5 separate regions of the Homo sapiens genome follow, and regions 1, 2, 4 and 5 are each linked to region 3. A link is a loop called in an ENCODE intact Hi-C map of the cell type or tissue named here. Cell type or tissue: IMR-90. All regions are shown on one strand.

Region 1 (5,000 bases), 350 kb after region 3:
GGAAGGGACATGTACCATGTTTATATATAAGTGGCATCCACTAACTTCTCAAGTTTTCACCTCGAATTGACACAAGGAAATGAAGGGAGATGTGTCTATTCTAAACAGTTTTTCCTTTTGGTTCTTTTGAAAATAAGGCATGATAACTTTGACACTAAGGCTCAACCTACTTTTGCTTTCACAGCATTTAGAAGTGTTATTCACTAAGATCTGTCTTTACCATTCTCAGGAATTGGGTTTGCTCCAGGGCTGTTTCAGTGGCCACATTGTATCCATAAGCTTTATCCTTCCTTATTGGTTATGTGGCAGGGCTGTCATTCTGATTGACTGGAGCCCATGCTGCAATGATTGTTAAATATTGTGAATATCCCCACGACTGTATCTAAGAAACACCCCACAACCTTAACAAATTTTGTTTTCTTCTTCTGGGAAGTACTGTGGCTTTGTGGAACCTGAGGTAGCATTTGTTTCTGAAAGTGTTTGACAAATGTGTGTTGAATGAACATTTGAGAGTGAATGAATAGGTAAATGAATGATTTGGTGTAATGTCTTAGTTTCCTGGTGACAGTTTAAAAAAAAAAAAAGAAATGTCTTGATTAAGTGCAGACAATAATCTATCTTGGAAAGCTGCTAGAAGAGATATTTCAGGGATAGAATTGCAGATGTAAACTATAACAAAACTGCCTGTTTGCTTTATTTCTCTTTCTTCAGCCTGTTTATCTTTTCAGTCTCAACTAGCTCTTGAAATAAATAATACTGGGGTTTGCCATCTGGGGTGGAAAGCTGAATTTTATTAATTTGTTCTAAAACTAGCTGTTTTGAGCTTTGGGGATTACATGCAGGGAGTGTATCTCCTTGTCTTTAAAATTAAGATTTGGTGTACAGGTCAATGGTAGCTTTGCCAGTGGAATCCCAAAGTGCATTAGGAATATAGGTGGGGATTAAAGCAGCATAACTGAGATCCTATGCTCAGGACCACCATGGCCCCCACCCACACCCCTGCCATCACACCCAGCACCCCCTTGCTTTTTGAGTGTTAAAAATGATTTTTTCGCCCTCTCTGCTGTATTTTTCCACACTAGAGGGCTCTGGGTAATTTTAGCCAGTTTGTCCAGTTTGTGCTGTGTCCTCCGCTATCCACTTGGAATCTAAAAGATCACAGGAAGAGGACAGAGAATGACTAGCAAAGCCCTCGTGAAGCAACTGAGTTTTCATCAGGACATAGCAGATGCTGTGTGCAAAAAAGATCCCATTTGGAATGCCTGGATGATAGATACACTTTTTGATTTTCATGCAGAAACCTCTAAGGCATTAATTGGGAAGGGGTACAAAGGTAGAGTGACCATATCAACTGTATGTACTAGTTTGTCTGGGACATTCAGCTCTACATCTTTTGTCCTGTTATCTATCCAGGTTAGCATTTGTCCAAGATATTTCCCCTTAAGTGAAAAATTATTATCAGTATTTGTGTTAAAATAACCTGGGATAGACTTGGAAGACCTCTGCATTGTGCTTTCACTTCTTCCATGACCTTGCCTAAAAGTGAGTGAGACGCACATGAAATAAACAGAGTTTTCATTTCAACAAGTGGTCAAATCTGAAAAGAAACAGAGATGATCCATTTTTCTCTTCCTAACTCTTTCCAGATGCATCAAAATCAACATATCCCTTTCAAGGGAAGCATGCATTGTGTAGTCAGGCAGAAGTAGCTACTGTTGGGTAACTTTTTCTGGATATAGTGGTGGGAGAAGAGCTCAAGGCTCTGTCCCTATTGGACATTCAGTTTCCAACCAGTTATGCCATGGTTCTCCTGAGGCTGACTGTATGATGCTCGCAAGGCATGCTTCAAAGAGATTAGTTAAGGTGGCTCCATTAATGGGTTGAATGGTTTTTTTTCTCACCTAGTTCATGGAATTTAAGTAAAGGTTTTAGAAGTTCACTCTGACAAAGAAAAACTATATTTTTGTAAATGAGCTTCTTGCTCAAAATCAGTTGGGAATATTTAAATCAAAGTATTCAATGGACTAAGTGTCAAGAAGTCAGCAGTTGAAACTCTTAGGGACCTGCAATTGTTGACAACAAAGCTTGCAGGCAGGAAGATATTCAAATTTATTTCTACACAATATACATATTAAACAGTGAAAGCTCAAATGGCGTGTACAATTTCCATTTGAAAGTCTATAATTATGCTATGGAAAAACTCACCTTGTGGTAAGAAACTATTGATAGACCTCCTGTTTTTAACAGAATAAAGTTGCATTGCATATACTGAAATAAAATAAAATTGAGAAGGTCTGTGATTCTGTTACATTTATGTTTAGCGAAACATTCAAAAGTATCATAAAGTTTTTTTTGATAAGTTTTGCTTGTAAAATATTTGCCTAATACAAGCACTCTGAGGACAGGCAAAAAGTCAGTACATATACAGTACATATTTTAGGGCTGAAACAACATTTTTATATTTTAGTAAAGAATAATAGCATTGCTATGGATTGAGTTGTGTGTTCCCCAGATTTATATTTTGAAGCTCTACCCCACAGTGTCACTGTATTTAGAGATAGAACTTTTCGGAGGTAATAAAAGTTAAATGAGGTCATAAGAGTGGAGCTCTGACCCAAAGGAAGGGAGCTTTCTCTTCCTCTCTCCCTTTGGACACAGCAAGAAGTGGCTGTCTATAAACCAGAAAGAGAGCCTTCATGAGAAACTGAATCCACTAGCACCTTGATCTTGGACTTCTCAGTCTCTAGAATTATAAGAAATAATACCCAATCTGTGGTGTTTTGTTATATAAGCTTGAACTGACTTGTACAATATTCATTTAGCAAAACTTACTGTGAGCTTGGTAGGTATCACAGCCAATGTCAAGGGATATTTTTTCTTTAAAACAATAGAGAAATTCACATACTTTAATCATGCGATTTTGAAAAGATCTCAGGTATTTTATAAAAATAAGAAAAATAATAAGATAATATTGAAGACATATTACCAGGTTGGTAGGTATCACAGCCAATGTCAAGGGATATTTTTTCTTTAAAACAATAGAGAAATTCACATACTTTAATCATGTGATTTTGAAAAGATCTCAGGCATTTTATAAAAATAAGAAAAATAATAATATTGAAGACATATTAAAATACCAGTAATATGGTATGAGTCCCATGTGGCTAAAAAAACCCCAATTAATATATATAAATATATACCAAGAAAAACTGTTTTGCTTACGTTATTTTTAATGTTCATATAATAAACATTGTATTTAAAATAATTTTAATATATATGGATATATTCTATGTTGATTAAAAAATATTATTTTTCAAAAATAGTTTTGACTAGAACTATTTTATAGTTCCACCAACAAATTAAAATCAATAATTAATTTTTAAAATTTCAAAATATCATTTAGATTTATTACCACTCTTAACCACTTTGTTTCTCTCTTAAAATTGTTCTAGGTTGGACCATATATTATGGGAGCACCTTTTGCAAGGATGAAATACTCCGTCTGGGTAAGGCATTTTCATTGAAGCTTGTAGCTGTTTGTTTAGTTATTTAAATCAGGTTGATGGATGTAAAGTGAGCTCCTTCTACTCACCTGAAGCAGAAACAGTGCTAGGTGATACTCAAATCTCTGGGCACCCAAGAAGACTCCAAATCTCAGCATCTCTTGAAATAGGTGGCAATGTGTAACAGCATTCTAGCCAATGTAACATATTTTACGTCCAGGACTGGCCCCTAAAACATTTTGCATGATCCTTCAACATTCTTTTTTCCTTTCCTACTAGATGGATGGGAATAATTCAGCTGGGGATTTGGAGGCCCTAAAGGGCAGTGTAGCCAATGGACAGGTGATCCCAGGTACCTGCATGAGTGGAGGCAGGCCCTTCCTGCAGACCTGCACTGAACTATAACGTGGGCAGTAAGTAACTATACTTTGTGTTAAGCCACTATGATGTGGGGCTGTTTGTTACAACTGCAAAGATTGCTGTCCTTGATTAATGCACCATGCAATGTTCTCCCAGGCTTAGTTTCTCTGCTTGATTGCTCTCTTCATGTTCAACTCTTATATGAGTTGGTGACACTTTGGTTGAAACATTTCCAAGGACTGAAGAATATGTTTATTATCAAACCAACTGATTATGAAAATAATCTGTATTTTTAAGGTATGTGAAGGAGTAGGTATACATTTGTGCTTTGGGCCAATTTTATATCTTTAAAATAAAAATACATTAAATAAGCAGGTAATATTAATAATTAATAATACCATATAATGATCTGTAAAGCATATATTGATATGTAAAACACTGTGCTAAGTACACATATATAAGCACAACTCTTATAGCAATGCTTTGAGGTAAATGCTTTATTAACTCCATTTTACAGATGAGGACACTGAGGCTTAAAGAGCTTAAATAACTTACTAAAAGTTACATATGTGGAAATAGTGGAATGGAGCTTGGAGTCAAAGCATACTAGGCTCTAAAACTTGGGCTCTCAATCACTTTATTAACCATAATAGAGACATTAATTCTCAGTCCTTAGACCTCTTAAGTCTCACCATGATTCATGATGATAATTATCAGTGATGATTGACATTTCTGTATACTCACTCACTACTGCTCTGTGCTCTGTGCTGTATGTGAGATAGCTTATTAAAAGTCTTCACAATCATCATATGAGACAGGCATATTACTGTCTGTTATATGTATACCTAGTGTATCTAGTAGTTACAGTAAGCACTCCATAAATATAAATCAATCTTCAGCTTACAGAAGAGAAAGCTGCAATTTAGAGACTAAATTACTGACTATAGCACCTGTGGGAATGTTCTTTTAAAAAAAGTGACTTGGGTGTCATGAGTCTTTCCATTTCAGTTTTTACAGATTGCATCCCTTCTCTTCTAAAGAAAAAAAATTAAAAAGGGGGAAAGTAGTGTGACTTCTCTAGGTTAAAGCGACCCCTAAGTTAAAGAGGAATGAAGAAATTTACATTTCATAAGCTGA
Region 2 (5,000 bases), 77 kb after region 3:
TAGGACATGTCACGTTTGCGCTCTTCCTTTCTGCTTTATGCCTTGAATTCTTTAAAAATTCTTCTAAAGTAACATCACTGCAAAGCCAGAGAGAGCCCCTGAGGGTATCTGATTGTTCATGTCCTGAACTTGGAGGGTTTATGTTTCTGTCTTGGGGATGGGGTTTTTCCAAGTCACTCAGTGTGGGTGCCTGGGCGCAGAGGAAACTTCTACATAGAATGTACTTCTGGCCTACCCTGACACGACAAACAGGTTGTGGAGGAGTAGCCTTTTGGGGATGTCAGGTGGAGGAAGCAGAGCTGCCCACAGGCAGTTCCAGGAACTCTCAGGTGTGTCTGAACTGGCCCAACCGCACACTGGACGTGGCGAACTTCATCACATTCAAGCGATCTGGATTTTAGTCCTGTTAAATGCTCAGGTGTTTTTGTGGTGATAACCTGGAAGGAAGCTGCCAGGGGGAGTGGGAGTGGTTAGAGAACGTGGGATGAGGCCTAATGATAATTGCAATCACCTGACACTGGCGAGGACCCTGGCACCTGCATCTCAGCCCCGGTGAGCAGCAGTGTGGTTCTGAAAACACCTGTAAAATGTGCATGTGTGCATATGCGTGCACACACACAGGCAGCAATAAGACCTAGTGAGGCTGTTGATTTCCTTTCTGAACCTCTTTTCCTGCAACTCATTTTAATTCTATGAAGCAAAAACTAAAAGGGAAATCAGAAACTTCCCAAGAACAAAGGAACAGCCTACAAAGGAGCAGGGCTTAATCTTCCTTTGATGCAGAAAACACCTATTGCTCCTGGGTTTATACAGATGTCACTTTCTAGGCAGAACCAGTTCAGATTGGCGACACTGTCGTAGCAGTCGCTTCCTGTGACCTCCCTTGAGACTTTGCATCCATTTTTGTGAAGTGCTGATCTCCCAAGGTTTTACCTTTTAAAATCACACTAAGGGCAGGATGCCGGCATAAACCTCGCAAATTCCCAGAAGAGGCAGAAAACACAGCAGCCCAAGAAGCAGGAGCCCAGAGTTCTAGTTCTGGCTATTGCTAACTCTGTATAACTTCAGACAAGTCCTTGAACCTCTCTGGGCCTCAGTTTCCTCTTCTGGGAAAGTAGTGGGGGTTGGATCCTTTGATGGATAAGGTCCTTGATTGCATTAACATCCTGTGATAAAGGTGTTTCACATGTAACATCTATGATAAAGGTATTTCAACTGCACATATCTCAGCAAGGGTGAACTAAAACAGCTTTTCACTCTTCAGGTGCAGAACAGAGGGGGCGAACCTGTTTGGTTGACTGAGTAGTGATTAGGAAGCCAGCTGCAAACTTGTATTTCCCCCGAGGATCACCGATGAGCACCACCAGCCCTGCCAAGAGAGCTTCTCTTTAAAACAAAGCTGTTACTTTCATGTTGCTGGCATCTGCGTTTGCTTTCTGGATAACTCAACCCTTGGGTGCCCTGGTGTGGATATTTGCAGTGCGGGTGGGTTGGAAAAGGCAGCAGGCAGACCTCAATTCAAGGTTCTTACTGGATTTAAGAGCCTTTATTCTCCAGGTTAATTTTCCTGACTTGCGTATCACAGGTTAATACTGGACCCAGGCATAATGATACATAATTTGAGACTTGTAAAAGCTGTCTTGGACTTGAAAGAAACACACTCTAAGCCAGGAAGGTTGTGCCCAGCATGCAAGAGCAAGTAATACAGGTAGAATATATGTCCAAAGCAAGAGAGCCGCACCCTTTTGACATGATCTCAGAGGCTGCCGGGCAGGGTTTAGGCTCCTCGGCTGCCAGGCAGCGATACCACGGCGGCCCTACAAGCATCACTCCCCCCAACCTGCTCTTAGTTTTATTTTAACAGCCATTGGAAGGCAATGGTTCGCAAACGGAAATTCGTTATTTTTAATAGACCCCGAAATACCTCGTGGATTTGAAGTGATGCAACAAGATTGCCCTAATGGTTTCTAAACTTTGTTTTTAAGACTTCTGGGGCCAGAACTGTAGAGAACTGCCTCAGGGCACCCTTCTAGCTCAGATAACCAAGCTGTTTGTTGGCATTGCTGGAGACTGACATACCCTGAGCTGGGATGTTTAGCTGCTTGTGGGGTGGAAAAAAAATGTTAAGAAAAATAATTGTTGTTTTTGCAAACTATCTATTTAAAAACAGAACCTCAGGAAGCAGATTTCTGTTCCAATGCTTGGATGAATCAGAGCTTACAAAGTATAAATACACATTAGCAGGAGGAGGCTTCCCATAACCCATGTGCTTGTTGTATGTCTTCCCAGACCAGGAACCTCTGAACTCCTGTTTCTCATTCCCAGTAGAGGCAAGAAAGAGACCCACAGTCGAAACGGAAATGGTGGAGCATTGCTCAGCCCAAGTTTCAAAGCCCGAAAGGCCTGTAGAACTTTTTTTTTCCTTTAAAGGCAACTGGTTTTTTGCTGCACCTTTGCTCACTTTGGAGCAGACAGGTGTAAGCCATTTGGAAAGGTGGGAAACCCACGCTCTGGCCCATTTTGCTCCTTGCTACCTAAGAAATATTACAGAATAAGTTCATTTTGACTCACTGACCCCTCAGATCAGCTAATAGGCATGAAGCACTTAGACCACATCTTGCTCAAGGGGCGGTGTAATCATTTTACTTAAAAATGATGTCAGGTGGCAATTTAGCAACAAACTGGCTTCCAGGCTATTTAATTCAGTTTAACAAGGAAGAAAAACATTATAATTAGTTAAGAGCTGGTACTGTAGCACTTTAGCAGAGTTGCTCCCAATTTTTAGAGTGCATGAGTCGGGGAGGAAGAGCGAGCTTGTCAAAAATTCAAATTCCCAGGCTCCACTTCTGGTGCATCTGGTCTAATAGGGTCATGGACCAGTCCTGGAAATCTGCATCTTCAAACTGTAAACCCTCTCGCAAATCACCACTGAGTCTCCTTTGGCTTTTAGTCAATTAAGATACATCCTCCCCCTCCACTTTCTATTCAAATTCTACATCATGGAAGTATAGAATCTCAGGACAGAGCTTCCCATCCTAAAAAAACACCAGCTTTAAGTGTTCTTTCCTGGAGTTTCATGGGATATTCTAATGCTAGAGTTCTAGTTAGCCAAGTTTCTGGACTGAAAATTTTTTCTTCCAGGGCCCCTTTAAAGAGAGCCCAGGGCGTTCCTGGGGAATGAATGGTAAAGGCACTGAGTCCCTTCCTCTCAACTTTCCTAACCCCAGGATAACCAGAGCACCATTGCCTGCTTCCTTCTTCCTGAAGGAAGGGGAAAATCCACCCTTCACAATTAAAGTCCTGGCACTGAGCCACATCCAGAGGAGGCTGATCTATGCCCTCCCAATACCAGGGGTGTCCCAGACAGAAGGTGAGTTAAGACAACACCCATGAATCCCAAGATCCCTTCCCTCCTGGAATAAAGAATTGCAGAGACTCATTCAACTTTTTTTTTTTTTTTTCTTGGCACAAAAGCATCTGGCAGCTACCCAAGGAATTCTGGGGTCCTGCAGAATCCAAGTTTACAAACCACCAGAACAAGGTTTTGCTTCAGGATAGTGTTTGACTCCACTGCTGCGAAATGACTGTCTCCTGGCTAGTAGGATCTAGATTTCTCCCTCCCTTTGACCCCACCTTGTGGAAACCCAGCTGTCTACTGGCAGACATTGGTGAGAAAGCGGAGCTACGCTAGGGCAGGGAGATGTCATGGAAACCTCAACTCTTCGCTGTCCGGGTCCTTCAGGCCACCTCCCCAATGAGCCAAAACAGTGTTGGCCCTCTTAGGGTTGTCACAATCCCAAATCCCTCGATGGCCTCTGCTCATGCACAAGGATCCCAGGACACTTAAAGCTCATCTTTCATTCTTAAGATGTTCCTTAGCACAACTCCAAGCCTAGAAGAAAAAATGTTTCCCCGAGAACAAAGAAAAACATCCCCATCAGCTTTTCCTCCATTCAAAGTCTGCTGTGCCAGTTGTATGAAAACCGGACGTGGGTGGACAGGCCTGAATGTTGAAGTGCTGGGGGATGGCTCTGAGAAGGGTGAGCTTTGGCTTTCCTAGCCAGAAGCAGAGTCCTGGTGACTCTGCACGGCTGCTGGAAGCTGTCCATGTGCTTGTTACCACAGCTTATTCCTTCCGCAGAGGTGCCAGAGGCAAAGCTTCTCCCACACCCCACCACGCGATGCGGGGGCAGGGCCTCCACCAGCCACAAGTGAGAGAACCAGAGTTCTCCTGCCCGTGACAGGTGGGGACAGCCCAACTCTGGAACCTCACAGAAGACCAGAACACCAGCACTCCAAGGCTGCATGGTGAGGCCAGAACACTCATTCCCTGGGAACAAGGTGATGAGTGATGAGCCCGAACACCAGAAGCTTGCAACTACCACCTCCTGTGCCGTGAGGAAACCACCCCATGGGTAAATGTGCACAAGAGTCATTTCAGACCACACCCTTACAACAGGACATTAATATGAATCTAAGTAGCCAGGGAAAAAAAAGAGGCAGACATTAAATCTCCCTGCTCGTTTCCCAACACCAATTCCAAACCCTTTAAAACCCTTTCAGTGCTGTGGCCAGTTCCCCTGATTGCTCACAAACAATTCACCTCGACACTACAGGCCATTAATCCAGTGGTGTTTATTCAAGCAGTATTCACACTTGCTGTTGAATAACAAGGGAATCAAGGCTCCCCTAGATGGGGCTCCCGCAGTTCCAGCTTCACAGCAGCCCCAGGTCTTTGAGAACTCCAGATGAGTTTTGTGGTTGAAAAGCCTTTCAGTTCTTCCTCCATCCCTCTGTCAGGCAGAGCCTATTATACCCCGATTACCAGAACAGACTCAGCAGGGTGGCAGAAGCACATGGCAAAGCCGGTAGAACTACGTAAGCTCAGAAGAGGCCACACTGTTCCATGTTTTCATACAAAAAAATTTAATAAATATTACTTTTCAAAATTTATTGCCAAGAACAACACATCAAAGATGCATTTGTATGTTCATATAACA
Region 3 (5,000 bases):
AAGTTCTGTCTAGTAGTGAACTTTGTTGCCATTTCATCATGAGCAACCACATAGGAATTTGTGAGATTTTCTCTCATTGTTTGCTGGGCATGAGCCGCACAGACACTGACTCTGCCATTAATGTCTTTCAGTGTGGGAATTTTGCTGTCCTCGTGGATCTTCATATCTTGCCACAAGGTTCAAACAAAGATACAAGCTGGTTTTCTGAACAGAAGAAAGAGGTACAACAAAACTTTCTACTATTTAATTGCAAGTAGCTGCTGCTGCTATAAGAAATATCAGCTCTTTCCAGCTTTCATTTCTGTTAGTGGGAAAAAAATGTTGCGTATTTAATCCTTGAAAAACAATTGTATTCCCAATGACAGACACATATGCACCCACTTTTTTTTTCCTTCAGAAACTGACACATTCATAAACTTCATATGATACTGTATTATTTAAACCAGACATTTTATACCTCTTTGTTTTGGGGGAAGGATTTCTATATATTCAAAAAGAGGAGAAGAAGAAGAAGAAGTTAAAGTGACTATTTCAGTAATCAGGGATTTTAACCTGACTGGTTGTGAAGGATGGCCTGAGCACCTGAAGCAGGTGTGGCAGTTAACACAAGGCTGAACCTTCACACCCATCTTAAAGCCTCAGCTTTTATTTTCTATCATCCTTGTATTATCATGAGCCTTTGACAAGTCAGGAAATACTTGACGGTGTTCCTTCTCACAATGGTCAGTCAGGAAAGCCAGTAGCCGGGGGCTTAGCAGAGCATGATGCTGGACTTCACTGAGCCTCAGCCTCCTCATCTGAAAGTGAAGAGGTTTGCCTAGATGCCAAATTCACTCCTGGTTCTAAGTTTCAACAATCCCACCCAAGTGCTGCTTGTGGTGGAGGCTTACAAGCTGCACTGAGCTCTCACCATTGCTTTGCCTCCTTCTCTGATCCCTGCTCACCAGAGAGCAGGAGTAACCAGCTTGTGGCTTTTACACACCTTTAAAAATATCATTATCCGTGATGTCCATTTACCACAGTTGCTTTTTAGACTGAGAAATAAAAATCAGATTTGTTAAAATATAGTATATGGCGAAGAAACTATTGACAGTGGTGAAAAAACAAAAAGCCACCCTTTTCTGTGATAATTGCTTTTAATTAGCTTTTGGAGCTCACTAGAAAAAAGATCCCCACCCCCCAAAAAAGATTTTATAGGATAATACATTTTCATTCAAAGGATAATATTATCAAGACTTTGCTGTCATTATTTTGCAAAGAATACCTGGTGACCTAAAGCTGAGAAAAGGAAGGCACAAGGTTCTGTATGGTGGGATTTATCATTCAGGTAAATAACTGTGGACTCTTCTCTTCAGGACTTTTAAATATTTAGCAAGTCAATCAACATCTCCTACTGCCACTTACCTTCATATAATTCCACTCCTAGCTTACTAACGCATGTTGCTGTGATTCAAAACTGTTCACTCGTTTCCCCAAAGTGACCAATAGTCACCCAAGGGGACCTCACCCCAAAATCTTCTGACTTGACTTAAATTAACAATGTTATGGAATCCACCATTCCAGGCCTGTTCTCCATTCCCTTTCGGCTTTGCCACCTTAGACCTTTATCGGCCTTAGACCTTTCTTGTTAATATTGAGTCCGTTTTGCCCAAGATTCAGTTAATTTGGAATGCTTTAGAATAAAGCCCTGGGTGTGTGAATCACCTCATAGCCAAAGCGTGAGGCTAGGTTTTTGTTTTTTTAGGAGCCACATGCAGCTGCGTGGATGCTCATAGTACCTACTTGAGGGCAGCAGGGCATGACTTAGCAAAGCTGTGCAGTGCATGACAGGACCTGCAGAGCAGTGCTGCACTGGCAGCTGCAAGGGGCAGGTCGCTGTAGCAGGCTGAGCTTGCCTCTCAAAACCAAATGGTCGGTTTGCTGCTGCTTCTTTAATTTGCCCTTTTAAAATGTATATTGGCCAGGTGCAGTGACACACACCTGTAATCCCAGCACTTTGGGAGCCCAAGGCAGGCGGATTGCCTGAGTCTAGGAGTTCAAGACCAGCCTGGGCAACATGGTGAACCCCCATCTCTATAAAAAGTATAAAAATTAGCCAGATGTGGTGGCTTGTGTCTGGAATCCCAGCTACTCTGGAGGCTGAGGTGGGGGGATCACTTGAGCCCAGGAGGTTAAGGCTGCAGTGAGAGTTGTGATCATGCCACTGAACTCCACCATGGGTGGCAGAGTGAGACCCTGTCTCAAAAAAAAAAAAAAAAAAAAACAATTCGCTGATGTTAAAATTCCTCTGGGATCATTTGTGTGTGCGTAAGAAAGGAGAAAAGCTAGTTGAAGAAAGGCTATGACTTTAGCTTAGGTTCAGTGTCCCCAGGCTTTCATCTTCTTTATCCTTAGATCCTCTCATGATTGGGATTTTATGAGCAACCAATTTGATTCCATTTTAACAGTCATTTTATACAGTGAAAGCCTAAGAATATCCAGTTCCTTTTTAGAAAAAAGAACTAATTACATGTATTAACATATGTTTATTTTGAGTGCAGCACGAGTAGTCTTTGTACCCAAACAGTTGAAGTCAAACTGTTCCATGTGTCAACTCGAGGAAGCGAGCACAGCCCGTTAGCCTAGAGATGCCCTCTGCATCTCTGTCTTGAGCACTGATTTTAACTTGTTCTTCTTATCTGCCCCTCAAAGGTAGCTGAGAAGTTTTCTTTTCTTGCATTGTTGTGGTTCTGAAGAGAAAGCTTCATGACGTGTGGTGTGGTCGGTTACTGGTGTCTATCACACTGCACTTGGTCTACCTTGCATTCGTCAAACTGACTCACAGAAGGAAAGCCCCACAGCTAGAGGGAGAAAGTTTGTGTGTATGAGCCTTTGCTTTATTTTTGTCATGCTATTTTTAGTTTTAGCCTTATAGGGCATTTATAGCCAAATTTTAGCAATCCTTGTTTCCATGTATGTCTTTCACATATTTTCTAGCCCAGTCATAGTTGAACTCTGCATGTGAAGCAAAATTCTTTAATTGTTTTTTAAAAAAAAAAAAACCTATGAGGCGGCAAGGCTGCCTTTTTGTTGTGTGAACAATGCCGAAACACTCAACTGTAAAGGGATATCTCTGTATTCCATGAGGCACTGCATCTTTAGGCTGCAACATGAAAAGCAGGAGAGAGGAAACCAGTGTTTGTACTTTATCTAGAAACTCACACTCATGAGTTAAATCAAGGGTTTTCTATATTGTTTGAGGAGTACAAGTGTTTTTAATAAAGGAAAAGTTTTGCTATCATTGCTCTTTAGAACAGCTAAAAATTTTGTTGTTTTAATTTGTGAAGATTCTAAGAGATCAACCTGAGATGACATTGCAAGAAACCAGCAAAACAGGTTTGAGGTGACCTGGGCAACTCTGAGTTTTCTGCAGTCTTTGGGAATTAAACAGGAATCATCAGTTCTTATACATCAGTTCTTAATCTAAATTAAGAAATTTAGATTTGTGTATGATTTTACTCTCTTTTTCTACATTAGGTCACAATTTCCTGTTAGTGCAGGAAACAACTGCAAAGAGTATCTTCCCATTGTGTTGGGCTTAAATTTTTGTTTACCTTTATTATAAATAACACCAAAACAATAAAACAATTGACCTATCCTGAAACTTACTAGTGATAAGGAATACTGAAATTGAATTAAAACCATGTGTTTCTGTCGCCTAATAAATGTTAATCTACTTTAGAGAAATTATATTATTTTCACTGTTAGTACATGAGTGTAGTACGTTTTTACAAAAACAAAGGCATATACAGTATCATCAACAAGAGCGTAGAAGAAAATAGGATTAGTGATTTCCAGTTCTCTGCTTAACTCACTGCTCAACAGTTTCCTTCTTGAGTAGATTTGTAAACCCAAGACCAGAAACTAATGAATGATGGTGTTTAGATTTTTAAAAATTTTTAGACCAAGTTTGAAAAATGGGATAGTTTATATAAAAATTACTGTTTCTGACTCCTTTTGAACAAAGATCTAGCAACACTGTGCCTATAAACATGAAACAGTCCCCTAAAACCATGGGGGGCTGCTTGCTGTTGACTGGGCTGTGGTGTGGGTTCCCCATGCCGTTGCACCAGCAGTGGATGAATATGCCCTTACTCCTGGCCCCATCCCTGTCTACAGTCCCCTGGCCACACTGGGTGTTTCCCTGGGGCCCTTGATGCCAGCCAGTGTTGGCTCTTCTTGACTTATTTCTTCTATTTGTCACAGTACAACTGATTGATACTTATATGAAAGCATTCTTTACCATACTTATTACCTCCTTGCCCTGATGTTTACACTGAAATATTTTTATCTTTCTTTTAGAAATATGAAACTGAGGCAGAAAGAAATGAAATGACTTTCCCAGATCACACAGTGAGCCAACATCATGGTTTCGAGCAAACTTCAGTAGCAAATTTAAATTTGCGGTGTTATTCATGAGCACATATGACATTCCTTTCAACATTCACAGCTAAATTAAAAAGCAAAATGAAATGAAATGTTCATTGTTAACTTTTTAATATATATGTTAATTTTTTTGCATTAAATTTGAAGGTTATATCTAATTTTTTATTTGCTTTAGGAAGTCTGTTTACTGTTAAAAGAAACCATTGATTCAAGAGTTCAGGAGTACTTGGAAGTTCGCAAACAGCACAGGCCATCAAATGCAGAATTCACAAGATCCAATCCCTTGTCCTTAAAAGGTAGGCACAGAGCACTTTGATTTTGGACAAAAAATAAATAGAATTTCTGCTCCGTAGAGATGGCAATTATGTTTGACTCTGACTGTCATGTTAGTATAGTGATACATTTTAAAAATATGTCCTAATGAAGATACTTTGTTTGGGTAAAGAAAATTAACTGAAGAGCCCTCAGGACTTTTAATGGTAGGCAAAATGTATAAAAATAGCAAATAAAACATTCCTAAGGAAACTGTAAATTGTTTAAAGGATTGTTTTTTATTTTTAAGGTTTTTTTATTTT
Region 4 (5,000 bases), 96 kb after region 3:
TGCCTGCACACCGTTACCTCCCCACACCCCCCTCCAACCGAATCCCACACCACAGCCACTAGTGCAAGCATATTTCAAAAACCAAAAGCAAGCGTGTGATAGAACCCTGCTGTGTCTAGGAAAGAAAGGAAGTCATCTTTCTCGCTGAGCTGTCTCTAACCACATTCCAAGACATCTCAGAGCTGGGGTCATTTCATCTCCCGCTGCCTCCTATACGAATCAGCATCACCCAAAAAACTTTAGAGACTTGAAAGTTACAAAGGCTTATAGAATGGTTGGGATAAGGCCTATCTTTGGAAGCTATTTTCACTTTTTTTTCCTTAAACAAGTCCTTAAGTATATTTTTTAAAAGCTGAGTACAGAAAAATTAGACAAAGGGCTCTCATTCATCTTGGACCACTTACCAATTTCACAGTTGGGTCCTGAATACCCCTCAGGGCAGGAACACTGATATTTGTCAGGGCCTGTGTTGCTACAAGTTCCCCCGTTGAGACACGGCTGATGAGTCCCACAGTAATTGAGATCTGCCAAAAAGATCCTGGAGTCACTAAGAGACGCCTGTGAAGATGGCGAACCCACCATGTTTCTAGCCCCAGTCGTCTTTTAAAAAGAAAAACCAGAAAACCCACACAGCATTCAAGGAGAATTCAGAATAAAAGCCCCTGCCAATAAAATTAGAAACCAAATTAGTGCCATCCCACCCCCAGATCCCACCCTGGGTCTCATCCCTAAGGGCCATACCTTTGTCACAGAGCTGGCCGCCCCAGTTGGTCTCACAGAGGCACTGCCAGGGCTCATTACAGATGCCGTGGACGCATCCCGGGTGTGGGATGCACTTATCACAGTACAGGCCTTGCCAGCCGTACTGGCACCTGGAGACACACAGCACACCTCCAGGTTAGCCTTTTGAACGTTAAGAGACACCTGTACAATTCAAATGGAAGACTGCAAAGTCCAGGCTTTTTCTGTTTTGTTTCTGGGGACAGGAAGGTAGACTCCCAAGGCTCATCAGGGGCTCCGTATAAACAAACATTTTCACAGTTGAGCTGAGGTCCCCTCCCAGCCGACTCCTGACAAAAGGAGGGCTGTTTGGGAAGAGGCCAGCATGGGGATGCCCTTCACAAAGCCACTCTCTTCTCAGGCTCACACGAGTGAGCCAAAGGTGAAGGCATGGAATAAATCAACCCGTGCACCTAGTTGCGACAGACTATAGAGGAAAGGACTCTCTCGGTGACAAGAGAGCTATGCCAAAGTCTCTGCAGACGCTGCACTTGCCACTCTGCTCTTTGTCTGCACAGAAAGTCATGACCCCAGTGCACAGAAATGCAACAAGCCACCAAGTGCAGCAGGAAACTGCCTCACGATGACGCTTTATTTAAAAAAACAAGGAGAGAAAGGGGCACCCTCCCTTGGCCAAAGCCAGAGTAGGCTCTCTAAACCCACTTCTATAGGGAAGGAGAAGGAAATGACAACACTTGGAACCAACTCCATAATTTGTGTCCCATTACTGTGTGCTAATTTATAGTGATTTCTTGCTTTGCCAAGAAAAGAAAAAAAAAAGAAAGCAGTCTGCTTAATTTATCTAGTATTGGCGGAGTTGAGGTTCTTTTATATAAGCACCTTGATTAATCATACTCTTTTGGGGCCAAATAGTGCCTCTGATCCCCAAGCAAAAACAAAAACAAATACAACAACTTTCATCTGGGGTGGGAGAGGGGGCAGCGTCTCAAACCACTCTCCCTTGAATTTTCAAGCCCTCTGAAACTTTAATTGCCTTCTCAAGAGCCAAGCTTTAACAAGGGTGGGGGAAGGCAGGGAGAAACATCAACTAGCCTCCCGGTGGAGCGTGGAGGGTGGAGGGTGGAGGGTGGGGTGCGGGTGGGATGGGCAACATGTTTCCAGAACGGGACCTGGGAAAAGCCACGATCAGCGCCAACCCCCTAAGCTGCTCAGCTGTAACTCTGGAAAACAACCCCCGCCCCCTCTAGCTCCCCAGAAGGAAAGGCTTTCGGTTTCCCAAGAGCGGGAGGCAGGCTAGCAAATCCTTGTCATGGGAAAATTATAGGGATCTAGCTAATAGCTAATCACCCACGGCTGAGAGTCAACTTAACCCCTGAGAATACTGACTAACCACTTCCTAACTTCTGAAACCAAGCTATGCACACCCACATGCAAAGAAATCACTAGAATGTGTGGTTTAAAGTTAGACACTGGATTCTGGTTTATGTAAAATGGAATGTCAACGTGACAAGTGACTAAAGGAGTAAGATAAGAACAAAATTACAATCTAAATAATTTCTCAAAAGCGGACACCCACGTTAGTGGGAGGTAAGGGTGTAGCCATTCTGTCAAGGCTGATATTCTTAGCCTGAAAGATAGTAAGAGGGAACTGATTACGAAATGGCAATATTCTCACCGTCTTCCCTTATTCTCTTCCAAATTCAGGATCACTAGCCCTCTTCAAGTTGCCTCATAAAGGCAAGGAGAGGCAGCTGAGGACCCAACCTCACCTAATTAAAGAGACCTCAATCCCCAAGCATAAAAAAGCAACCACAAGAGGCCATGGATGACTTCAAAAGAAAACAAATAAAAATACTGACCCTAAAAGAGGCACCAACCAAGTTATCCCAGTTTAATAATATATGATTAAGATTCTCATGAGAAATTGAAGTGACTTTCCTCAGATGATGATTCATAATTAAGTTTGATATTATTGGCAGGCTTGCAATAAGCAAGCATGTATACCCAGGGAAAGGGACTCAGTCTACTTGGGAACAACAAAAACCAGTAAATTTTCTCATGTGGGGGTGAAAAAAAAAATAACCTGTGTAATACATAATCCAAAAGACAACTTGCAGGTAACTTGCCATTCAACTATTTCTGCAGCAGGACACAACCTGAACTTCCTCAGCGTGAAGGTTCTGTTTTGACTTTCTTTCAAGGTAGGGAGGGAAAACTGGGCTGGGAGACTATGCAAATGATGTGTGGGAAAGTCGCACCTTAAGTAAATAAGGCCATCAGTGCGTGTCTGGGCAGGGAGAGGGAGGTGGGACTTCGAAAGAGAAAGGGCTAAATTCTGGAAACAAAGCCTGTTGTTCTGGCTGGGAGGGCCCTCCCCTGTATAGCTGTATGTGTGTTCTGATGACAGCAGCACAAATCACAGTCGGCCTCCGCTGATATCCATCTGAGCAGGCAGCAGGCTTGGAATCACTAATAGCACTGCCATTGGGACTTTCTCCAGAACACCCTTAATTAGGAAGAGTTAAGGTAGGTGGATTCCTGCTCCGCATTGGACAGCAATGCTGTTAAATACTACAGTCCATCGCCACCAATGGGAGACAGCAGGAGAAGCCCCTCAGCCTTCCAGGAAATAAACTATCTTTCTGAAGTGTAGGAAGAGACAATTCGGGACAACCAGTTCTTAATTTAGTTCCATGTTCCCCCTTGCATGGGAGGGGAACAGACGGAGCGGTGGAATCATAAAGGTAAAGGCCACAGATAGTTCTCTTTAAAGGAGTAGCCTCAAAATTTACTAAGCAGCAAAGTCATGTGGCCAGCTTGTCAAATGCAGACTCCTGGGCCAAACCAAGGACTAGGATTCTATGGATGTGGGACGGAGCCCACGAACCTGCATTTTAACAGCTCCCTTGTTAATTCTGGAAGTTACACTTTGAGTACTGAGGTCTGGGGGCAGTGATTGCTGATGGTTCCATCAGCAGCATCGCTTGGGAGCTTGTTAGAAATGCAGAAACCTGGGCTCAGCCCAGACCTATAGAATCAGGACCTGCGTTTTAATAAGAGCCCCAAATAACATTAGTTTGGGACATACTGGTTTAGACTATGTTTCATAAGATTCCCTTTACTCATGTCAGAGTAGCTTTGGGGGCAAAAGTGACAGGCTCAAAGGATCCATTTAGCGTTACTCCTTAAAATTTGGGAGGAGGGAGAGCAAAGCATTAAGACTGCCAAAAACACCACAGACACCAACAATATTTCCCAAAATAAGCCTTTTCCAAACGGGCGTAATATAAATTTCAAGAAGTTCCAAAACCCGCCATCGTGAAGTGGTCAGGGCAGGCCTCCCTTTGGCTTCCGCATTGTTCCTGGACCATAAAGGAACAGACTTCAAAGGACTGCAGCAAAAGTCTACATTCATCAGGCTCAACTGACAAGATTCCAGGGCAGCCATTAACCTCTCAGCACCAACCCAGCTCCCGCCTGCAAAGGGGCCAGGAGATTGGACTAATCCCATTCTAAAGAATGCTGGACTTTCGCCTATTGATGGGAAAAGTCGGGGAGGGGGCTGGGAGAAGAAAGCCTTGGTGGAAGAGGAGAGAGACGCAAAGAAACAAGCCCACATCCCTCCATCTAGCCCATCAGCACTATAAGGGAAGATTATAAAAATGTGTTATCAATTTACAGAACAGTTAATACATGAAGTCACTGGCTATGCCCAAAGAGTTTCTTTTTATTCCAAGAGAGAAGTGGTGTGTGCATTCCACCAGACAGCTGGTATAATTTAATAAGCTTCGGATGTGTCTATCTGAATTTTTTTTTTAAAAAAGCTTTCTTGTTCTCCAAGGAAAAAAGAGGCATAGTCACAATAAAGTCAGTTCCTCTCTTACATAAAGGAAAATTAAAAGAAATCTCACAAAAGACCAGTTGATTTACCTGCAGTCACCTGGGAGTTTGCAAGACCCATGCTTAGGACTGCAGCCTTGTCGGCAAATAGCTGTAAAAAACAGAGAAGGGCGTGTCAGCACACTGCCTGTTCCTTGCATCGCCCCGGTCATGAGAATGGCCCATTGCATTAAAGTCTGCAAATTCCACGATTTTAACAGGTCTCATATCAAGTCCCTTGTAAGGAGAGGAAGATGGGAGGGGCCCAAATAACAAAACCAGCTTTAAACTTCAAGGCCTTGTTAGCAGATTCTGAAAACATGATATTGTTTGGGGACAAAATGCAGACAAGTTGACGAGGGAAGGGGGACCTTCGTCCA
Region 5 (5,000 bases), 88 kb before region 3:
ATTAGTAAAAGTTTTCACACCAGCAGTCACCCAATGAGTTTTATCTCAGGCTTAGAGCTTTTAGATACCTTCTCACTCTGTAAGGCATCTGCTCTGAGTGTTGATGACTTTGAAACAAAGTTCTTGGACTTGAAATTAATTTTTTTTTTCTAAGAGTTCTCTCTGCCTTTCTGGCCAGACACCCAGTTTTCTAGGCTTCATTTTCCCAGTCCTTTCCTCATGTGATAATAGATAAACTAGTCTGTTCTTTTTTTGGATGACTAAAAATGTGTAAATACAGCTCTGGCTTCTTATCCTCCTTTTTAGTCTCAACTTTCCACCTGCCTCCAAGAAGTTTCTGCCTACATTGATCCCTAAAACTTCAAACAAAGAACTGAGTTTATCATGGCTTTCATCTAAGCTGATTTTTGCTTTGAAAGTCTCTGATGCTGCCTCCACACACCCTGGGCTTGCCAAATGATGTCTCGTCCTTCATTCTTTAGTCACTTACTAAACGCATTCCTGCTCTGCAGAGCATCTTGAATTTACTCCTCTTAGAAATTCAAGCCTTTATTGTCCTTGTTTTTATGTCCATGTTAATCTCTGAGGACCTCTGTGCCTCTCTTCTCTTACCATTCCAGTTCATCTAGACAAGTGCCAGGGTAATGTTTTCTTAACATCATATTCATCATGTTACTTCCTTGCTTAGGTGATCAGGGTAATTCCTTTTGTTTAAATGGATCTAATCTGAACTCTCCAGCTAGACGTAAGGCATTCTGATAATTACTCTCCCCTTCCTTTTTAACTTGGACCCATGTTTGTTTTCATCTTGGAACTGGGGAACGTGGCCCACTTATTCCTGTGAAACTAATGCATTTGCATTTCCTGCAGTCATCTGGCTTTTCTGTGGTTTTCCCTCTGTTTGCTATCTCTCACCTTTTCTTCCTTGGTCCACACCCTTCAGCTTTTTCCAAGCTTGACCAGTGAATGACTTGCTTTTTCTTTGTTACACATCTAAACCTTTCCCATATTGATTTCTCTCTTGCTATGTGTTTTTTTGACTGTTATGTGCAGTTTATGTTATGTTTTATATATATTTCCAATTTGTTTTCTTTCCTAAGAACATCATCTTGAGGTGATATACATCTGCTTTTATATACATTATGCCTAGCCACATTCCCTGGGAAGAAGGAGCTGTCCTATGCTTCTTTCATATCTGCACAGACCTTGAATAATCTAAAGCAGGGGTGTCCAATCTTTTGGCTTCCCTGGGCCACACTGGAAGAAGAATTGTCTTGGGCCACACATAAAATACACTTATACTAACAATAGCTTTAAAAAAAAATCGCAAAAAAAATCTCATAATGTTTTAAGAAAGTTTACACATTTGTGTTGGGCTGCATTCAAAGCCATCCTGGGCAGCGAGTTGGACAAGTGTGGTCTAAAGCATTTCTGAAGTGCCCAGTACCCCCCACTTTCCTTGTCCCAAAGATGACAAGTTTCTTCGTCTTGGCTCATAGAGAACAGGGAAGTCACTCCAGCTTTGGATTATTTCTTACTGGTCTTTTTTTCAGTTCCAGTCAGGGAATGTTGTAATCTTCAATTTGTGGTATATTTGTTTTTTTAAAAAAAAAATCATCTCAACCTATTTCTCCTTTTAGGAGTCCACAGTTCCACTTTGAAAATATTTTTAATAATTCTTTTGAAAATAATCTCTATTAATAATCAAGATGACAATCCATAGAATTTGCTTCTATATGCTTCAGAAAAGTAAAATGTTTCAGTATAATGGTTTTGATTGTCTAGACATTATATTTTATTTTAATAATTTCTTAGTGTTAGACCTTGATACTTTTAATTTTTTCCAACATATGTACAAAGCATGTGTTTTTATTACTTATTCTAGTGTAAAAATTAATTCTTACCAGAAAAGTAAACTCAGGATCTCTTACCAAATAGATGAACTCAGTAAGCACCTTGGATTCTCTCTGAGGGCTGTAGGGGGCATCATTGTTCCAATGTTTTATAAAGTATCTTCCCGCTGTGATCTAAAGAAGCACAGCAACTAAAGTGCTTTTACAGTCGTTGGCTCGTGCCCACGTTACTATGACATCCTAAATGCCTGTTTGTTTGCCTGGTGGTTGTATGTGCACACTTGCATCCCTAGCCTTTTATGAATGTGTATATTTAGATTGCTTCTGTCATAGAGTCCTCCTCACTAGGATGTACCACCACCAAACACCGAGGGAAGACAGTCCCAACGACGAAAACTATCCAAAGTGGCCCCAGGGAAAGCATTCTCAGAGTGACACAAGACTGCCTCTTCAGTACTTCCTTTCCAGATTCAGGAACCTGGAGATGATGGTCGGAGAGTAAGGATCCTCTTTGTCCTTTGAAAGCTTTGGGACCCCAGTTCCGCCCTGGTCCCAGCAGTAAGGGCTGGAGGGGGCCAGTCGAGTCTGGAAAGAAATCCTTGAAGTCATAGTTTTATTACCATTACTGCTCATCCGACTCACCTTTCCTTTTTGTTATTATTACTCTTAGTTTGGGGGATGCTTGGTTGAGAAAGTGAGGGATGGGGTAGCGATTGAGAGTGTCCTTGCAATTTACAGTCCCAGAGAATTCCATGGAAATGACATTCCATTGAAATGGCAAAAACGTACAGCAGCGTAGCCGTCATTAGCCAAATAATGTAACGATGCATAGTGTTTGCTAATTGTGCTTTGAGATACTTCTCTAGTAGTAGGCTCTTGGAATATCCATGATTAAGTAATACAGGAAGCTAGGCCTCTATATGTGTCACTTTGTCCCATGTGAGTGTCATGTGACAAAAACACTGATTTTCAGACTGTTGGAAATAATCAGGTTATTAATAGTTACCTTAAACACTCACATACACACATGCACACACTTGTGCTATATTTTGCGAGTTTAATATGAGGTGAAAAAAGAATGTCATGCTGTTTGTTCCACAGTGGAATAGCATTATATAGATTCTGGTAAGGTATGTACCAGGTCTAGCATCCGGATCCTTATTACCTGAAAAATTCACCATATGTTACTGATTAGTATTGAGATCATGTCTGGTTCTAAATTTTTGTGGTTCTCTAAATCTATTCATTTTACTCTAGGTTCTTTGATAGCACTTCTTGAAATTTAGATCATCAAGTCTTTGAGGAAAGGATTCTAGAAAATTAAAATATCAGACTTTTAATCAGGATTCCTGAATGCATGTTGTGGTTTCACTTTTGAAAACTGGATGACTTTGGGTGAATTTTATTACCCCTTTGAGCATCTTATTTCTTCAGCTATAAGGTAGGATTAACAGCAGTGTCTGTTTTACAGGGTTTCTTTTGGATATCAAATTAATATAAAAGACATAATGCTGTGAAAGTGGGAAAATAACATTTTATGCATGTCTTAGGCTGTCAGTAATTATTTTATTATCTTACAGTGACATGCTGTATGGTATTTGAGGGACTTGGCCTTGACTTATTTGTTCCTGGTCTCATAATTCTTGGGAGTGAGGAGTAGTCTAATTCTTTTCATATGTGAGGGCTCAATTAGCAAATCTTTATTTATCCTCATCATGCAAGGCCCTGGGTTAGGCACTATAGACACAGATGAGGCTGATGATTGCCCATCCCTAACCTCAGGTAGTTTGCAGTGAGAAATTAATGTGTCAAACTAATATCATTAAATAAAGGTTAGTGAAAAAGAGATACCAGAGCACCCAGCATAGCTGGGTTATGACCAGATGAGCCCAGTAATTTTTTTCAGACATGTTTCTGAATGGGATGTTGTGGAAAAGCCATAGGGCAGCCAGTCTGTTGGGTGCACTATTTGTTAATCAGTTTATACTTTGGGCTACAGTGGCAGGTGGTCAGGATTAGAAGTTAGGGTTGTTAGATTTTAGTCCTTGCTATTGATTCCTATCTAGGGGCAAGTCAGCTAGCCTCTTTTGTTTCCGTTATCTGTATCTGTGTGACAAAGAAGCCCCACTATTCTCATATTTCAATGGGTCAGAAAATCCAGCTGGGCAGTTTTTCTGCTTTATTTGTCTTTGGCTGGGGTCAATCACTCAGATGCATTTGGTTACTGACCAGGCTACAAAGCTCTAGAAGACTTCACTCACATGTTTAGTTCTTCTCAATGATACCCTCTCTCTTCACAAGGTGTCTCATCACTCAGTAATCTGGCTTGAGCTCCCTTACAACATGGCATCTAGCTTCCCCAGAGCACATGAAAGTGGAAGCTGCCAGCTTCCTAAGGGCTACCTCTGGAACTGGCACACTATTATTTCCACTGTATTCTATTGGGCAGCAAATCACAAGGTCAAGAGGAGAGGAAATAACTGCCTCTTGATGGAAGGAGCAGCGTACCTCCAGAGGAGGGAAGGGATTGTTGGTGGCCATCTTTGGAAATTGTTTAGTGTAGTTTTCTTATTTGTTTATTATAGTTTTCTTATCTATTAAATGAGATGTTGAATTAGGGAGTTTCTAAGGGCCTGTCAAACTCTACATTTCCGTAATACTATACTTTTTTTTTTTTTTGAGATGGAGTCTGGCTCTGTCGCCCAGGCTCGAGTGCAGTGGCACGATCTCGGCTTACTGCAACCTGTGCCTCCCAGGTTCACGCTATTCTCCTGCCTTAGCCTCCCGAGTAGCTGGGACTACAGTCGCCTGCCACCACGCCCGGCTAATTTTTTGTATTTTTAGTAGAGACAGAGTTTCACAGTGTTAGCCAGGATGGTCTTGATCTCCTGACCTCGTGATCTGCGTGCCTTGGACTCCCAAAGTGCTGGGATTACAGACGTGAACCACCATGCCCGGCCTGGTAATACTATACATTTTTATTTAAGGGATTTTTGTGTGCATGGTATAATGGAAATAATTTGGCCTTTGGAGGCAGAAAGGCCTGGGTTTGAACCAGGGCCTTAAGATTGACCAGCACCTTGGGAAGTGACTTGAGTCTTTCTGAGCTTTTGTACACATCTGTTAAATAATAGGGTTAATTAAATA

Evidence for each region. Peaks named below come from ENCODE experiments on the same cell type or tissue, not always from the same donor. Only the 100,000 strongest peaks of a DNase experiment are listed, where the experiment ranks them.
Region 1: it touches region 3 in a loop (5-fold over the local background); 4 of 110 quality-filtered maps call a loop at or near these places.
Region 2: a loop joins it to region 3, with 3 times the contacts of the local background. A loop is called at or near these places in 24 of 110 quality-filtered maps.
Region 4: a loop joins it to region 3, with 4 times the contacts of the local background. A loop is called at or near these places in 35 of 110 quality-filtered maps.
Region 5: a loop joins it to region 3, with 4 times the contacts of the local background. A loop is called at or near these places in 26 of 110 quality-filtered maps.

What each region holds. Positions count from the first base shown.
Region 1 is chr20:10,905,374-10,910,373 of GRCh38, forward strand. LOC101929413 (a long non-coding RNA gene) reads right to left here and starts at 3,899. Exons shown (of 7, transcript NR_109866.1): 1 at 3,593-3,899. In IMR-90, no CTCF peak of the experiment used is centred here; no DNase peak of the experiment used is centred here; H3K27ac peaks cover 177 bases.
Region 2 is chr20:10,633,069-10,638,068 of GRCh38, forward strand. It overlaps JAG1 (jagged canonical Notch ligand 1), which reads right to left. Exons shown (of 26, transcript NM_000214.3): 26 at 4,616-5,000. Among named protein-coding and RNA genes, the nearest start is that of MIR6870, 14 kb to the right of the region's middle. RefSeq lists enhancers at 3,662-4,458, 4,459-5,000. In IMR-90, no CTCF peak of the experiment used is centred here; DNase peaks (open chromatin) are centred at 2,253, 3,533 and 4,073; H3K27ac peaks cover 2,134 bases.
Region 3 is chr20:10,556,100-10,561,099 of GRCh38, forward strand. SLX4IP (SLX4 interacting protein) reads left to right here. Exons shown (of 8, transcript NM_001009608.3): 3 at 132-221; 4 at 4,601-4,721. Among named protein-coding and RNA genes, the nearest start is that of MIR6870, 91 kb to the right of the region's middle. RefSeq lists an enhancer at 2,644-3,023. In IMR-90, a CTCF peak has its summit at 2,843; DNase peaks (open chromatin) are centred at 72 and 2,822; H3K4me3 peaks cover 203 bases; H3K27ac peaks cover 761 bases.
Region 4 is chr20:10,651,727-10,656,726 of GRCh38, forward strand. It overlaps JAG1 (jagged canonical Notch ligand 1), which reads right to left. Exons shown (of 26, transcript NM_000214.3): 5 at 4,672-4,732; 6 at 742-872; 7 at 405-524. Among named protein-coding and RNA genes, the nearest start is that of MIR6870, 4.5 kb to the left of the region's middle. In IMR-90, no CTCF peak of the experiment used is centred here; DNase peaks (open chromatin) are centred at 155 and 2,115; H3K4me3 peaks cover 711 bases; H3K27ac peaks cover 392 bases.
Region 5 is chr20:10,467,717-10,472,716 of GRCh38, forward strand. All of the region lies in intron 2 of SLX4IP (SLX4 interacting protein), which reads left to right. Among named protein-coding and RNA genes, the nearest start is that of SLX4IP, 35 kb to the left of the region's middle. In IMR-90, a CTCF peak has its summit at 1,979; a DNase peak (open chromatin) is centred at 2,015.